2 separate regions of the Mus musculus genome follow, and region 1 is linked to region 2. The links are chromatin loops, found by intact Hi-C in ENCODE. Cell type or tissue: left cerebral cortex. All regions are shown on one strand.

Evidence for each region. A loop is a pair of places that touch in the nucleus more often than their neighbours do. Peaks named below come from ENCODE experiments on the same cell type or tissue, not always from the same donor. Only the 100,000 strongest peaks of a DNase experiment are listed, where the experiment ranks them.
Region 1: it touches region 2 in a loop (2.3-fold over the local background); 2 of 42 quality-filtered maps call a loop at or near these places.

What each region holds. Positions count from the first base shown.
Region 1 is chr4:46,732,058-46,740,057 of GRCm38, forward strand. It overlaps Gabbr2 (gamma-aminobutyric acid (GABA) B receptor, 2), which reads right to left. Exons shown (of 19, transcript NM_001081141.2): 9 at 7,737-7,817; 10 at 4,297-4,447; 11 at 2,001-2,133. Among named protein-coding and RNA genes, the nearest start is that of Tbc1d2, 86 kb to the left of the region's middle. In left cerebral cortex, a CTCF peak has its summit at 3,096 (motif pointing right); DNase peaks (open chromatin) are centred at 3,026 and 5,066; H3K27ac peaks cover 2,259 bases.
Region 2 is chr4:46,985,619-46,993,618 of GRCm38, forward strand. It overlaps Gabbr2 (gamma-aminobutyric acid (GABA) B receptor, 2), which reads right to left and starts at 6,096. Exons shown (of 19, transcript NM_001081141.2): 1 at 5,490-6,096. The coding sequence starts at 5,807. In left cerebral cortex, a CTCF peak has its summit at 4,485 (motif pointing left); DNase peaks (open chromatin) are centred at 2,899, 3,520, 4,479, 4,863 and 1 more place; H3K4me3 peaks cover 4,303 bases; H3K27ac peaks cover 3,622 bases.

The DNA of each region.
Region 1 (8,000 bases), 250 kb before region 2:
CTGCACCCAAGGCTCAACTGCCCCACTGGAGGCATCTTGGAGGCAGTGCCAAGGAGCCAACAGAGCCCCAGGAGGGACTGGGCCAGCCACAGAACCAGGGGTACAGTTCTGCAGTGCACTTGGGGGACAGGTCTCTCATCCTTGTGGGATGCCAGTGAGGGGCTGGACCGCTGTGTAGCCTAGAGGTCGTCAGGAGAATCCCAGTACCAGGCTCATCATTGTTATCATCATCGTTCTTAACCTTGCAGAGGGGCTCCAAGCCTTTGCAGCTGAAGTTGAGGATGTTTTTGCTCTTTCCCAGGTACTTAGCGAGGTGCCTCAGGGCAGCACAGGACCCAGCTCCCTGGCCTGATGAGCTCAGCATACACTAAGACAAAGTCCAGGAAGGGCAGGACACTGCTTATTCAGAAACAGTGGGGACTGGGCACTGCCATCTGAGGCTGCCTCACAGCCCTGGGAATACCTGTGATCCCAAAAGCTTGATGTAGTATGTGTGTGTGTGTGTGTGTGTGTGTGTGTTTATGCACATATTTTAGGATCCTCTCTTGGGTACCGTTCACTCCCCGTGGCTGGGCAGTGGGCAACCTGAAGTTTTGGAGCAGTAGAAAGGGCCTGGAAAGGTGGCTTTGTAGAGGGCTTATGTTGCTCTCACATCCCAAGGAAACAGCCACAAGGAAGGACTGCCCATCCATCATTCACCAAAACTGATGTTGTGAGCCTCCTCTCCAGCTATTTGAGGGATACAGCTGGCCCAGTGATTGCCCGTGTGTGTGTGTGTGTGTGTGTGTGTGTGTGTGTAAGGGGGGTTGCTGTTAAGAACCCAGTGTTCACCCAGTTCTTTTGTTGTTGTTGGTTTTGTGAGAACTGAGCATGGTGACACATGGCAGGGGAGGTAGAGACAGGAGGGTATCTGGGACTTGCTGGCTAACTGGTCTAGCCTAGCTGGCAAGTCTTGAGAACTCCTGAGGAACAACACTCAGATTTGACCTCAGGCCTCTATATGCACCAGTACACACCTGCACATGCACACCTGCACATACACACCTGCACACACATACCTGTACATACACACCTGCACACACATCTGCACCAATACACACCTGCACATACACACATGCACATACACACCTGCACACACACACATCTGCACATACATACCCGCACACACATCTCCACCAATACACACTTGCACACACACACTTGCACACACATACCTGTACATCCTTACATGCTCACCCCCTCTCACATGTACACATTCACTCGCACATTCGTGTACACACATGCACACACTTCCTGTACAAAAAACCACACATATACACATATTTACCCAATCGCACATATACTCACATGTGCATACTTACCTCCACACACATCTGTGCACACACACACACACACAAGTATACCTCTTACCTTCTATATGCACACATGCACAAACCTATGCACCAGTGCACACATACACATACCTTCCTTCACACACACACACACACACACACACACACACACACACACACACACACACACACACACTTATAGGAGGAATGATTTTAGGGAAAATATTTCATAACAGATTTCTGTGTTGAGCAGTAATGAAAATACTGGTTTGAAACATCCCTATCAGGTTCCCACATCAAGGCTAGCAGATCAAAGGTGTGTCGTCTCATATGCCCCAGTGACTCTGGGTACTAATGCTTTTGTTCCTGACAGAGGGTCAGTGTCGTCCCCTGCCTGTCCAGTATCCCACACCTCCCTCCTCCAGAGCTTTCTAGTTTTGGTCCTTCATCTGGCAGTGGCTTGTCTGCCACAGAGTCACCTCAGTGGTCCAGCCACTGTCCGTGCTCACTGCAGTCAGACACAGGCACTTCTGTCTGGGCTGTGCAGCTGTTGGTCTAATCTGGTTGTTTCTTGCTCATCCCGGTGTGTTTCCACACAGCTGTGTCCGATGACAAGGCCACGGAGAGATCTTTATGTCACGCATGACTGGCACATACATGAGGGCTTACCGTGCAGAGTGTTTCAAAGGTCTTTTCTGAGACGAAGGATCCATCGAGACCAAAGAGGAAGATGGATGCATAGGACAGCATCCCACCCAGGATGATGAGGTTGTTCATATAGGGGCTTGACATCTTGATCAGCCTGGTGGAAAGAGGCACTAGGTTACACAGTGTCTTCCAAACATGCCAGGTGAGCACTGCTGCCAAACTTTCAGGAACGAGGGAACAGGGCCCCGAGCCGGTCCACTTCCAGGCTGATGATGCCCACTGCTTCTGTAGAGAACCTCAACAGCCGCATATTGTCCCACCTCCTTCCTCAAGCCTACTTATCAGTCCACCAGGGAGAGGTCACGACGCAACAGCTTCAACAGCTTCATCTATTGTAATTTTCAGCTTACAGCATTTTGGGTTAGGGTCAGGAACAGGAGTCTAATTGAATGAGTGTAGTGAAGAGTGTGGTTCCCATACCATGCTCCCCTGCCCAACTTGTACACATCACAGAGCCCTGCTGGGTTGCTCAGAGACTGCTCGCCAGGTGGTAAGTGAGCCCCCTTAGAACACTCAGAAAGCCTCCCCCTACCCCGGCACTGTTCCATGTGCAAAGGGGGAATGGGGTAGTGACATGTCTCCCAGTCACAACCCTTACGCCAGGAGTTGGGCAATTGGGCCCTCACACCATTTTCTGTTCTTTCTCACCAGACCAGTGGAGGTATGCCTTTCACTCCCAAACATCCTCCAGGAATCTTGCTGTGGCCTCTAAGTGCCCAGCAAACCAAGTTTGAGCTTGCTGAGCTAAACTCCAAGAGGGTTAGAACTTTTAAGACTCAGCGTACCTGGCTCCCCAGGCACAACTGGCTTGGCTTGGAGTGGTTCCTTTTATAGACTGTAGCAATAGCCAGCTGCTCCCCAAACATTTTACTTGTATTCTGCAATTCTACGAATGATTCAAGCATAGGACTGGCGAGCTTCCTGGAGAGGGTGGTTTGCAAAATGGTGGGTAGGAAGAGAAATGGGAGGGAGATTGAGTTCCCACAGTTTTGCAGATTTTTCAATGGCTGAGCCATCCGAATAAATCATTCTGGTAATTTCTCCAAGAGGCCACGAGGGGGAAGTTAAAGAATTAATCTAGTGAGGCAGTTTGCAGCTCTGACAGGATCTCCTTAGACATGCAGGAGGGCTGGACAGCACTGCGAAGCAACTGGATGCCTGAGCCTTAAGCCAAAAGGTGCAACCCTCACTTAGGATTGGTTCCAGTGGCTGTGCAAATTGCAGGTGGCTAGGAAGAGACACCGGGTGAATTGCATTTATTCTTCAGGAAATGGGTTTGACCTAAACAATTACTTAAATAAGCAAACAAACCCGCAGGGCTCAAAGGCTCCCAGCTCCTCCTTGGCAAGAAGAAAAAGGAGCAACACCAGAGTAAAACTCATCCCCTGGTACTGCCCTTGTCCCTACCAGTGTGGGGGGAATGCAGTGCAGCTTCAGGGACAATGGCAAGGGCCCCATGTCCCCTGGGTGCATGTGAGGCTCCTCCAACACAGGTTTCTAACTTTGGTCCAGTCTCCCCCATGACAAAGCAAGAGTGGGTTCAGTGATTTCCTATGGAAACAGGCCAAGATGGCTGCCTGGTCAAGATCAAGGAGTGCTGGCCTGGCTACTGACAGCTGAGCACAGTACCTCAGAGTGGGGACTTCCTGGGGAGAGCCGAGAACACTCAAAAGGCTGAGATAGAACCAAAAGGCTAGACCACTCATGGACAACAGACCCCTGGTGACACTGGGAGTCATGGAAAGGGTCAAATGAGATGTGAGGGAGGGGCCTTCTGAACTGACATGGGTTGTCCCAATTGGGGGGGGGGGCTCTGTCACTGGAGACCTCACTAGGAAAGGACCACTTCATTTCTACTAGCAGTGCCTAAAGGTGCTAGAAGTGGGCCTGAGAAGCTGGGGACTCTGGGGTCTTCTGTGTCGTTGCTCTTGAAGTAACTCAAGTTGATGAGCATGTCCAGAGCTCTAAGGTCCATGGGCTTGGGTTTATCACTTCCACTTTATTTAACCCAGTCCTCCAACAGTCCAGCTGCACCTTACCGTGTGTGTGTGTGTGTGTGTGTGTGTGTGTGCGCGCGCGCGCGCCCTACAGTATCTTAGCAACAACGGCAGCATACTTCAGGAACCCACCCCAAAATATCCACTGTGCTCTAGGGGCTGGTCTACCGGAAAAGCCTGCCATGCTGTGACCCCATTGGTGAAGCAAGGGACTGGCCCACTAGAAAAGCATTCTCCCAGCATAGGGCAGGGCTGCTTACTTTTGGTTCCGGTTCTTGATGTTGAAGAAGAGGAAGGCGCTGGCCATGATCATGCCGAGGATAGTGAGAGCTGACAGGATGCTATACAGTGGAAGCGAGATCTTCCGAAGCTGCTCTAGAATGATGGTCTTGTCCTTGGGTGGCTCCGACCCTGCAAGGTCAAGGAGAAGCCATTAGACCCTAGTGCTGTTATTCTCCAAGGACATTTTGCCTCTGTGTCCTTAATACCCGGCCAAACACAGCACATGTACCCCGCGTCAGGCTCATCTACCCACTGGGTGAGAGGATCTAGTGGCTGGCCAGTCTGCTCAGCAGGAGCCTGAGCCAGGACTTATTTCTTTCTCTAAATAGAATCAATAAGGGATCTGTGATGCATTTAACAGCCATTAAAAGACTAGAATTTGATTTGGTCTAATTACGCTGTTGAAAAACCATCACCATTTATCCCCAAAGGTAACCATGGCTGGGAATGCAGAGGTACCGCTGGGTGCTACTGGGCGGGGTTGTGGCGAAGAACTTGGCACGATCCTCAAGGACTCTGCTTCTACCTGAACATGATAAATGATCTTGCTCACCAGGGCAGACACCCCGCCTGTCAATTCTAGGGTGACAGATATGTGCTCCGGCTGCAGATTCTCAGCCTCAAGGTCATTATCACAAAAGCTCTTTGGTTTTCTGTTTCCTAAGACTGGGTAACTGTGGGAGGTGGAAGCTACCTCCCCTTCACACAGAGCCGGGGCCAGGCTGAAGCTGTGGGGTTCCGTTTCTCTCTGTGCCTGCCAGGCTGCCTGGCTCATTCTTCAAGGGCACCAGGAACTCAAGGGGTGGGGACTGAGAGACTCAGAACAAATGTGTCTTCCTGCATGGTTGTCGGTTTGTACAGGTTGGTCTGGGATGATGGAGGCAGGAGCTCCCCTGACCCCGCCTTCCTGAAAATTTTCTTCTTTTATGGGCTATCTCAGGTCACGTGTTTGCTGTGGCATTAGGAACTGTCAAGTCCTTTCTCTTCAGTGGGCCGAAGGAAAATTGGCTGATGCAGGGGAGTGGCCAAGACCAGAGTCCTGTTGGGGATTCTGGTGACCTTTGTTATGCCTCCATTTGCAACGCCAGGGAACAGGCAGGAAGCAGAGGGGTGGAGAACAAGCCCCTTCACTCAGCCTGGAACCCTGTGCTTACAAGTTCAAATGTGTTCAGAAAACAGCTAATGGGGGCAGCAGGGATCTTCATCCAAGAGACCGAGAAAAACTTTTTCCTAAAGGATCTAGGGTGCTTCCAGAGTGTAAAACCTTGACAGGGGTGGGGGTGGGGGTGGGGTGGGCATTGATTCACGAGAAGAGAAGCCCAAGGCAGGCAGAGATAGGCGGACAGCATTTTCCACTTGCAGAAGTTGGAGCTTCATAGCCACAAACTTCCTTCTTATACCATCCCTCCCACCATGAGTTTTATTTCCATTCATTCCTCACTCACTCACTCATCCATCCACCACTGATAATCAGGTTCCGTCAGTCAGGCCTGATGCTCCACATCAAGGATGCATAATGAGGAAGATACAGTCTCTGCTCTAAGGGGTGGGGAGCTTGCAGATAGCCTCAGGGAAAGAACAGAGCACTGTGAGGCAACCCCAATTTCTGAGTGCTGTCTACAGGATGATGTGGAGACGAGAGAGATGAAAGACGCAGGCTCTAATGTATGGACACTTAGCTCATCTACACACTATAAATAAGTTATAAATACTAGACCCTTCTCACTTGACCCATCCATCACCCTTATAGGTGGTGGGCTGAAGAGTCTTCCAGGTGTTTTGTGGCTTCTCGAGCAGGTAAATGGCCAGCTGGCAGGACTGGGACCCAGATCTGCCTGACTCTAACTGCTGGGCAAACAGTCCCTAGGGATGTAGCCCAGAGGGAGGCTAGCCTCAGGTGTATGCTAGCCTGAGTACCTGGCAGGCAGCAGAGAACAGCTCTGGGGCTGGAGTCAGGAGATGCTCTCTGGGGTGGGGTTGGAGGGTGAGAAGAATGGTTGCCTGTCGCCAGAAAGATGACGATGATGATGATGAGGGCTGTCTGGGGCACAGCCCAGGGCAGGCACCAAGGTATTCCAACATTGGAGGAGCAGAAGCAGTTTGATTTGTGAGAGGCAATGGAGAACTGCAGAGAGAGCCCTTTCATGGAGACCTTGGGGCCTCAGTACAGAGCAAGGCTCTTCTCTGGACACAGGCACCACAGAGAAAACTTGGTTTGCTATTAGGATGTGTGTGTGTTTAAGTGCTTGACTCTTTCACTCTTATTTTCTCCAGTGCTGGGCCAGCATGCTACCGGGAGCTCAGTACCCAGAATCCTTATTCCAACCGCTCCCTCCCACCCCCATTACCCAAGTACAGGAGCAGGCAGACACTGCATGGACATCAGGACTCTGAAGTTTGGGGTGGGCTGAGTCCTTCAGTGGCTTCATTTCTGAGCTGTTTTCTTAAATGCCTGCTCACTTTCAGTGGGTGTTGTGAACTATAACACGCCACTGTATGCTTGGTGGGGACTTCCTCAAGTGGGGAGGGGAGGCTGACTGACAGTGGAGGCCACACACAGGAGACACCCGTGGATGCTAACTGAATCTCTACAACGTTCCAGAAGCCAAAGTTTACAGATCCAGTACACAGATGGAAAGGACCAAGTCCATAAAAGTCTGGCACAGAAAAACTCCTGATGACCCAGTGTAATCTAAGACAAACTGCCCAGGTGCCACAGACTTCCAGTTCCTCCATTGCTATCCAGAGGCTAGGCTGTCTATCCGCTCTACCTACCCATACATTCATCCGTGCTTGTGTGGATTCATCTGGTTATTCTCCCATCAATTCCTCATCCATATCCTCATGCATGCATCTGTCCATCTACCCATGCATGCATATTACATGCATTCATCTATGCATCCAGTTACTTATGTAGCCACACATCTATCCATTTACCCATATATAGCCGCCTATCTTCCCATTGACATGTCCAACTCATTTCCAGGCTTTCATCTGTCCTACTCATATACCCAGCCGCCATTAACCAACCTTTTCATTTATCCGTCCGGACACTCATCCAGCAACCACACATTCATACATATCCATCCACTTATCCATGTACCCACCTCCTCGCCCACACATCTGTGTATACATTTACCTTAGGTGTTCACTTAATGCTTTAGCTTTTTCACCAGATGTCATCAAGCCTCCAACCCTGGCTGACATCAGGAATTTAGAGTGAAATTGGACTCAGAAAGGGGATCACGGTCCCTTTCAATGTAAAGGGATGGTGGTCATTTGAGAGACCAGCAGTAAATAGAAGGGAGTAATTAACTCTCAGATACCACAGGTTCACTCCAGGAGTTGGACCCTACAAAGCCAAAGGCTCTGAGCATCTCCCATGTGGGGTGACCATCAGGAAGCCCGCAAGCCTTACCCTGGAACCTTATGGTGTCGTTGATGATCTCCAGTGTGTCAGCCACAGCGTTGTACTCGCCGACCTTCACCTCTCTGCTGTCTGTGGAGAACAAGAGACAGTCGCTGGTCAGCTGAGGCTCCCAGGCTTGGGACTGGGGGCTCTCATGGGCCCCAGCTCTACTCTCCGAGATTTCCCTTCCTTTCACACCTTCTCCAGCTAGGATCACAAGCTTGTAGCTGGCCTGGGTCGGAACCTCAGCAGGGTGTCCATCCTCTTCTGAAC
Region 2 (8,000 bases):
GTGAGACTCTTCCCTGGGCCCCATCTTCACTTCCCCTAGGCTTCAGCTCTCTATGTCTGTATTATAGTCACCCCACCCAAACTCTCCCCTGGAAGGAAGTACAGACATGATCATTTTCTCTCTGCTTTCGAGACTGTCAAGACTACCGTCAGTCTGGTGTTTCCCATGAGCCTGCCTTTGTGGAGACCATCATCAATGCTTCATGACATTCACGCCCTCCTATCAGTCTCTTGTTTCCTAATAGGTACAACTTCTTCTCCACTCTGTATTCCTAAGATTGGGTACAGGAGACCTCCCCCCTCTTTATCCCTCCCTCCCTTGCATCTGTCTATCTATCTATCTATCTATCTATCTATCTATCTATCTATCTATCTATCTATCTATCTCTATCTCTTGGTTTTTGAAATCATGACAGGCTGGTATGTGGCACAGGCCTGGCATATCAGTATCATATGATTGGGTAGGGGGTGAAGTCATGACTCAATTCATACCAGTATGATCCTAGCACCTCTGCTGGAGCATTTGGAAGGCAGAATTATTCATGCTGGATTTTCTGCAAGTGTGCAAAGCCACAGTTGTGTGGGGCCATCTGCCATCACTCAGGACAGCATGCCTCACTGTGAACTAGCAAGGGATCAGAGCCAAGATCCAGAGAGGAAGGCACTTTTAAAGATGTACCTATGCTCTGGATACAGACATACCTGAACATAGCACACTCCAGGTTTTGCTTAGTGATATGAACCATTGGTTTGGGTTTCTACAAGAGTCCTTAGTCTGGCAGAGTTCCTAAAGGTTGGTCAGTGAGATACAGCCACTCAATGTGAGCCTAACTAAAATCAGCTCAGTCCAGCTTCTGTTTGCCCACAGCAGGAGGAATGGAACCAGAGCCTAGCACATGCTGGGTAAACATTTATTTTTGAGTTGAGATCTTACTAAGTTGTCCAGGCTGGTCTGAAATGCACTCTGTAACCCAGGCATGCCTTGAACTTATGAATTCAGTATCCTGAATAGCTGGGGTTATAGCCTGTGCCATCAGATCTCTCTTTATTGTTTTTTAATTAACAGCCGCATTGATAGAATACTATAATATTTACTATTTAGGAAGTTCTTTTCTAGAATGCATAGCCATCCCCACTTTCATGTCCTATCCTGAGCTGAAGATGATGAAGGTTATCTTGCTCTGCCCTCCATTTGCCGGTCACTTCTCTCAGGCTAGACCTGTGGTTCTCACCTTCCTGCAGTGCAGCATCTCCGGCAGGTGCTTGGCACACACCTGCAGAGCTGAGCTCAGCCTCCTGAGGAACACAGACACAGCTCGCAGCTATTTGAATCCCTTGTAAAACATAATGCAGGGACCAGTGAGATAGCGGAAGGAAGGGACACGTGTCATAAAGCCTAGTGACAGGAACGCAGACTCCAGGATGCACACGGTAGGAGTGAAATGACTCTCTTAAGTTGCCCTCCGATTTCTTCATGTGCACAGTTACACACATAAAACAAAGCGCAGCACATAGATGAGCAGGGAGCTGGCAAAGCTGCCCAAGAGAAAGCCATGATCATCAATCATTTGCTTCTGCTGGGATTTCTAAGCTGGATCCCTGCGTCATCAGAGTGATCCTCCTGAAAGCTAGATTGTGCATGCTTGGGTTATGTGCCTTTGGTTTCCTGAACCTTTCTTTCTTCTATTACAATATTGTGTGTGTGTGTGTGTGTGTGTGTGTGTGTGTGTGTGTGTGTGTGTGTGTTTTAAATAGTAGAAAAAGTCAGAAAACTGCAATCCAACAGCAAGAAAATGATTAATTATTTATATGTGCATGGAATAGAGTAGTACACAGCTGCCAAAAATCATATTAACAAGATAGATTTAAAGACGTGGGGGAAATTCCATGATATAATGGTAACTGGAGAAAAGAAAATATTAAACTGAAAGAAATAATCCTAATTATTTGATGCAATCAATTACTTTTGCAAAGGTAGATTATGGGCGATTATTTTCTGTATGCTTTTCTACATCTATCAATTTCTCTAAAATGAGCACTAGTCAGATCAGACCCACAGCCATGATTTTTAGTATATTACTTGATTATTATTTTCTTTTACTAATGTGGCCATCAAAGAACTCGTAGGTAGTATGGTCCACCAAGTTCACCTGGGTATCTGGATTGCTTTCAAACACAGGGCAGAGAATCTGACACTCCAAAGGCTGCTCCCAGCTTTTTCTTATGGTGGGAGCTTCAAAGCCTCCACATAGCTTCTGGCTCTTCCTCTTGTCTACACTTTCAGTGCCTTGCTTGTGTTTTTATTACACAAGTCCTCTTGGAATCCATACACAAGTGTTTGCTGAAGTGATGCAATGCTCCACCAAAGAAACCGAAGTCCGACCACCCCGTGATCTGTTGTGATGCCCCATCGGCAGACAGAGGCCTTGAACGTTCTGGGCTGAGCTTGGAATACCTGTTACTAGAGACGCTGGTACAGGCTCAAGGCCTGCCTGAGCTGCAGAGTGAATTCAATACCATCTTGGGCAGCTTATGGAGACTATCTCAAAATAAAGATGTAGGAAGAGATCTGGGGATATAATTGGCCAAACCTTTGGCTTCTGGGTTGGATCCCCAGTATTGCAAAAAGGAAACCAGGAAGTTCTACTGCCTGTCTCATCACAGAAGAGGCTCAACCAACATAAATACATGAGGAGGTAGGCTGGCCTGGGAGAGCAGATAAACTATGCCTTGCTGTATCTTTCACCCTTTTTACAGGCGGTGTGGACCAAGGTCCATCCTGCCTTCCTTTAGTTACTGGCCAATGAGGCTATGACTGACAGCCAATGTCAACAAAGCCAGGCAAGATTAGCCCATCACACCAACCCTGCATTCAAGTCTTCTGACAGGAGCAGCAGACGGTGAGGAGGCAGCTCTCTGAGTCCACAAACACAGCCTTGCGCTAACAGGGGCTACTCACTCACTCAGAAGTGGCAAATGCCTTTCAGATTGCCCTGCATCTGCTGCCAGTTCCCAGACTGATTTTCCCTTCAGTCCAGCTCAGAGAAAACTTTAAAGACAGGTTAGTGGGGGGGGGGGGGTGAGGGGGAGTAATTATAGTTCCTGGGCACTCTCCCAAATGTGATACTTCATGCACGAGGTGATATATTGACTGTCAGCCAGAATTCTCTTTTCTGGTAGTAACCTCCCTGACTCTCTTAAAGACTGTAAGGCCAAGCAGGAGAAAGAAGCATTCTTAATATTTTAGCAGTGACTGACTTATCCCACCTAAAGCCATAGTGTCTCACTGGTGAATCCACACCAAATGGAAGTGCAGGAAGGGAGGCAGTTATTTATTGAGTGCTTACAGCGTGCCAGACAGAGTGCTGGCAGTGGAGCCTGCTGGCATCTCTCTGTAAGCCCCTGGACGCCATCCGACAGAGGATGGCTAACCACTCTGCTCTTGAGATCTGAACACCTGCATTTAGAGGCATTAGAGATTAAGTGTCCAATTCAAGGTCATGGGTGGGCGGGGTCAGGAGGTCAGAGGGATAACCTATTTCTGCAGTGTTCAACCCTAAGCCCCAGATCAGGTACAGTTGACATTAGAGGGAAACCCAGTGCTGTGCCTGAAATATTCCCACCAACCAAAGCTCCTCTGACTGCCTCATCCTCTTGACTTTGGGTCCTCTCACTCAGAAAGCCACCAAGACACACTTGAGAAAAAAAATGTAAAAGCGTTGGCCCACACCCTGCAACCAAGCGCCCATCCCTCTGCTACCACAAATGGACTAATGAGAAACTTCTCAGGAAGCATTCGAAAAGGTTTTACAAGACATAGTGAAGATGTATACAGGGCAGCCCTGTCTACAATTGCTTTTGTCTTCTAAGAACCGGCCTGTCCCTGTCCCTGTCCCTTCCAGAATATGGGTGGAAGCCACATGAAAGTGTGCCAAGGATATATGCCTCTGCATAAATGCATACCCATCTCAATGTGCTTGTGCCAGACAGGTACCCCTAAAGAACTTGAAACACTGAGGGGGGAGGGAGAAAAAAGGAGGTCGTCAGGAACGTCAATCGAAAGTGATTTCACACACGGTTAGCCCTGTACAGCCACCCAGTGTGCCTCTTCCCGAGGCAGAGGAGCCTCTCTGCCTGCAGCAACCTGAGCTCACCGTTACCAACTGCCACCAATTCCTTCACCTTTTATTTACAGAGCAGAACAGCAGGCTGCTTCACTGGTGAAGCGGGGGAGGCGGGGAATGAGATACAATCTACATTATGCTCTTTTCCGGGAGGGGGTATAAAAAAGGGGTCAGGCAGGGGAAGAAGCCAAGCCCAGGTTACACCACCAGGGGGATGCTCCTTTCTTGAGGAGTCTGCCCGGGAGCTCCAGCAAAGGTGCGCTGGGGGAGCCCGGGAAGCAAGGGTCCAGAGCTCGCCCTGGCTTTGCTGGGAGAGATGCAAGAGGCGCCAACAGAGCTCTCAGTAAAGGAAATCACTGCCCCCTTCAGGCCGAATCTTATCTCTCGAGGCTGCGGACCGGAGAGTAGGGGCTCCCTGGGTCCGGAAAAACTCGCAAACCCGTCCTTATTCCTGATCGCTCTTCCAGGCCCTCTCTTCGTCCTAGCCTCAGAGTGGGCAGTCAGGGTCTGAGCTGAGGCTCCTTGGAAACCTAGACATGAGGGCGTGAGATCGGGGTTTGGGATGGAAAGGTCTTGGTTCTCCAGCTCTGCTCAGAAAAGAAGGCCAGAGGGGAACCCTCTGCCACACTCCAAGTCTAGGCTCCCACGACACGAACGCCTCAAGTGTGCACCTGCTCAGCGGTGTTAGCAGCTGCTGAACAAAAGTGGAAGCGCGATCGGACACCACCACACGTCCCGGGCTAGACCTGTCAAGCCACTCTATGAGCAACTAACCCAAGGCGGGGAGAGGGGGAAGGGGAGTCTCCCAAAACTGCTCCAGCTACTGCCAGCGCTGGACAGATCCAGGCAGCAGCGCTGCAGAACCCTCCGGGCTCCGAGGCTGACCGTGGCGCGCGCGAGCCCTGAGCTGCAGAAGTGCACCACAGGATCGGTCCTGCCCGAAGCTTGGCCCCCGAGGGTCCTGGAGCCCTCTAGCCCTAAAAGGGCGGCTTGGAATTTTTAGGGTCTGGGAATAGGCCCCATAGCCTGTCCAGCTGTGGCTGGCCCAGTTTGTAATCAGTGTGCGTGTTCCTCTTACTTGGCACCTGACAACCCTAGGAGCAGCACCGGACAGGGGCAACCGGCGCAGGCCTCTGGGAGTCCAACCTCTCACATCTCTAACTCCTCCTCTGGTCAAAGGAGACCCCCATTCCACACCCACACAGAGGTGGAAGGTGCTCACAGATCAGGGTCCCACCTGCTCCAGCCAAGCCCAGTGAGACCCTGATGGACCCAGTACGCGGTCAGCCAGCGAGGAGGAGACAATCACGGCTCTGTCCCTCCTCGACGCCCCCAGCCTCGACGGCATGGGTCACTGGACACTTACCTCGGTGTCGTAGAGTCGCAGGTCCAGGAAGTAGGGGCGCAGGAGTGACTCGTTGCGGATCTGCTCGATGGCTAGCTCCACGGCGGGGAGCACGCCGCGCCCGATGCTGCCCTTGGCCACCTCCTTGGTGAGCGGCATGAGGCCCATGATGGAGAGCGGCGGGCTGCTGGGCGGCGGCCGGGGGGCGCCCCGCGCCCAGCCCCAGGCCCCGGGAGCCAACGACAGCAGCAACGACAGCAGCAGGGGCAGCAGCAGGCGCGCGGGCGGCGGCGGTGGCGGCGGCGGCCGGGGCTGCCCGGAGCTCGGCGGGGAAGCCATGCCGCGCCGCGGGCTGCGGGCGCCAGCTCACTCGGCCCGCATGGCCTGGCCCGGCCCGCCGCCCGGCGCCGAGCTCTGCCCGCGGCTCCCGCGCAATGGCGCCGGCACGGGCCCCGGCTCGGCTCCGGCTTCTGCTCGCTCAGAACGGCCGCGGCGGCGGCGGCGGCGCCCGTGACGGATCAATCACGCCGGGAAGGGGTGGGAGCCAGCGGAGTGCGGGAGGCGGGGAGCCAACGAGCGAGCGAGCGAGCGAGCGCCGAGGGGGCCGAGTCTCCGCGCGCCTCTCTCCAGCGCGGCCGCCCCGCACCCGGCCGCCTCCTCCCGCCTCCGTGCGCGATCGCAGCTCTTTCCTGCTCGGAGCCGCGGGACGTCGGACCCTGGAGCCCGGCCAGGGGAGGGAGGGCGGCAGGAGGCTCGGGAGGCGAAGGCAAGGCTGCTGAGCGGCGGCTCGGGCCGCCTCCGGGGACAGGGACGGGCCGTGCGCGCCGGGGGAGGGGGAGGCGCCGGCGCTGCGGCTGCCGCGGGGAGGGCCGTGCTCCCGGCACACGCACACTCGCGCCCCGGGCGCTGCGCCGCGCCGGCTGCTGCGGCCGGCTGACCCCGCCGCCGGGGACTGAGCTCCAGAGCCCCACGTTCGGGGGAATCGAAGCTGCTATGCGCGGGGGACGCGGGCGCCTCGCCTTGCGCTTCCTGTAGCACCTGCAAGGTGGTTGGGTACTGCTTCTCCCAGGTCTGGGCGGGCGAGTCGAGGAAACGAACGTTCTACAAAGGTGTCCTAGGGGCACCAGCAGCCTGCGCTCTCCTGTGCCAGCTACCAGGGAACCTGGGACCCTTGATCCAGTCTGGAGTCCTTTGCCAAGCCCAGGTCAGGGCTGGGATAGGAGACCTATGAGTACTACCGCCTCCTCCAGGCGTTTGACCTCCCGGTGTCCCCAGTCCCAGAGGGCCCCGCCTTAAAATTCTCCCCTGGGTGGGAACCCTGTCTTCAGTCCCAAGAAGCACAGCCTGGACTTGGCTCATTCTGTCTCCCAGGTGGTATAAACACACTGGATAACCCCAGGCAAAGTAGTCCTGGACAAGATGAACCTGAGTAACCCCTCTGTGCCTCCCTGTGAATCATGGCACTTGTGAGCACTAACCTACAACATCCCAAAGCCTGACTAGTACAAGGATACATTACATTACATTATAAAACAGCCCATCCAAGCATTGTGGACCAAAAGCACGACCTTGTAACAAGGGTGGGAATTTAACCTTCACTAACTGCTTGCTACCTGACATATCTGATGTATCCTCAAAACAGCCGTATACGCTTAGTACAGTGGGTCTATCATTCCCGTTTTACAGAAGAATACACTGATCGATAATATACAGCTAATACAGGGGAAGCAGAATGCACAGCCACAAAGGACTCTTATGCACCCCTGATATTGGAAAGCCCTTCCAAAAGGAGGACATGGAGGCCACGGTGCTCTCAGTAGCTCTAGATCCCGTTCCTCCACACAGTTTGTAATGGGTCATCTAAATGGAGTCTGCATATTTGGAGCTGGGCAGGAAACCCGGAGGAAACCTGGAAGATAGAGCCCAGGCTGAATTGAGGACGGCAGTACCTTGGACAGCTCCAGAGACCCTGAGGCCAAATCAGCCAGGGCGCCTGCCCGCATAGCCACTTTCTAGGCGGCTATAATTCCTCCCCTCTCGGCTGAAGGTTTTGTACAAGAGCACAGCTCATCCAAGCACCCCCATCTTCCAGCCAAAAAAATAGTCTAGAGGTAATAGTCACCCCAGACATTCTAGAAGATGTCTCACTGACAGGAGGAGACCCATCTCCCTGCCCACCAGCTTGGCTCCAGGCCAGACTCTGACCTCATGCCTCACTTTGCTTGTCTGGGCATTCTGGCTCCCAGTTTCTGCCCTGATCTTGAGTTCCACTGTGGGTAACTGGAACCTTGGTGTTTTTCCTAGTTCTGAGTCCCTGCCTGCCTCAATCACTAGCCAGGAATCCCTGCTCTTGTATAGGTGGAGCTGGGCTGCTTTCAGCTACTAGCCATTCCACTTAGCTATATTCTACTTAGGAGACTCTCCTCCATGTTTGCCAGGAAGGTAAGGAACTGAAGAAAGCAACTCCAGCCATTGTCCCTGTTGAGTTGCTGTTCTGGTTGAGAAAAGAGACAGTATTTAGGAAGAACTGCA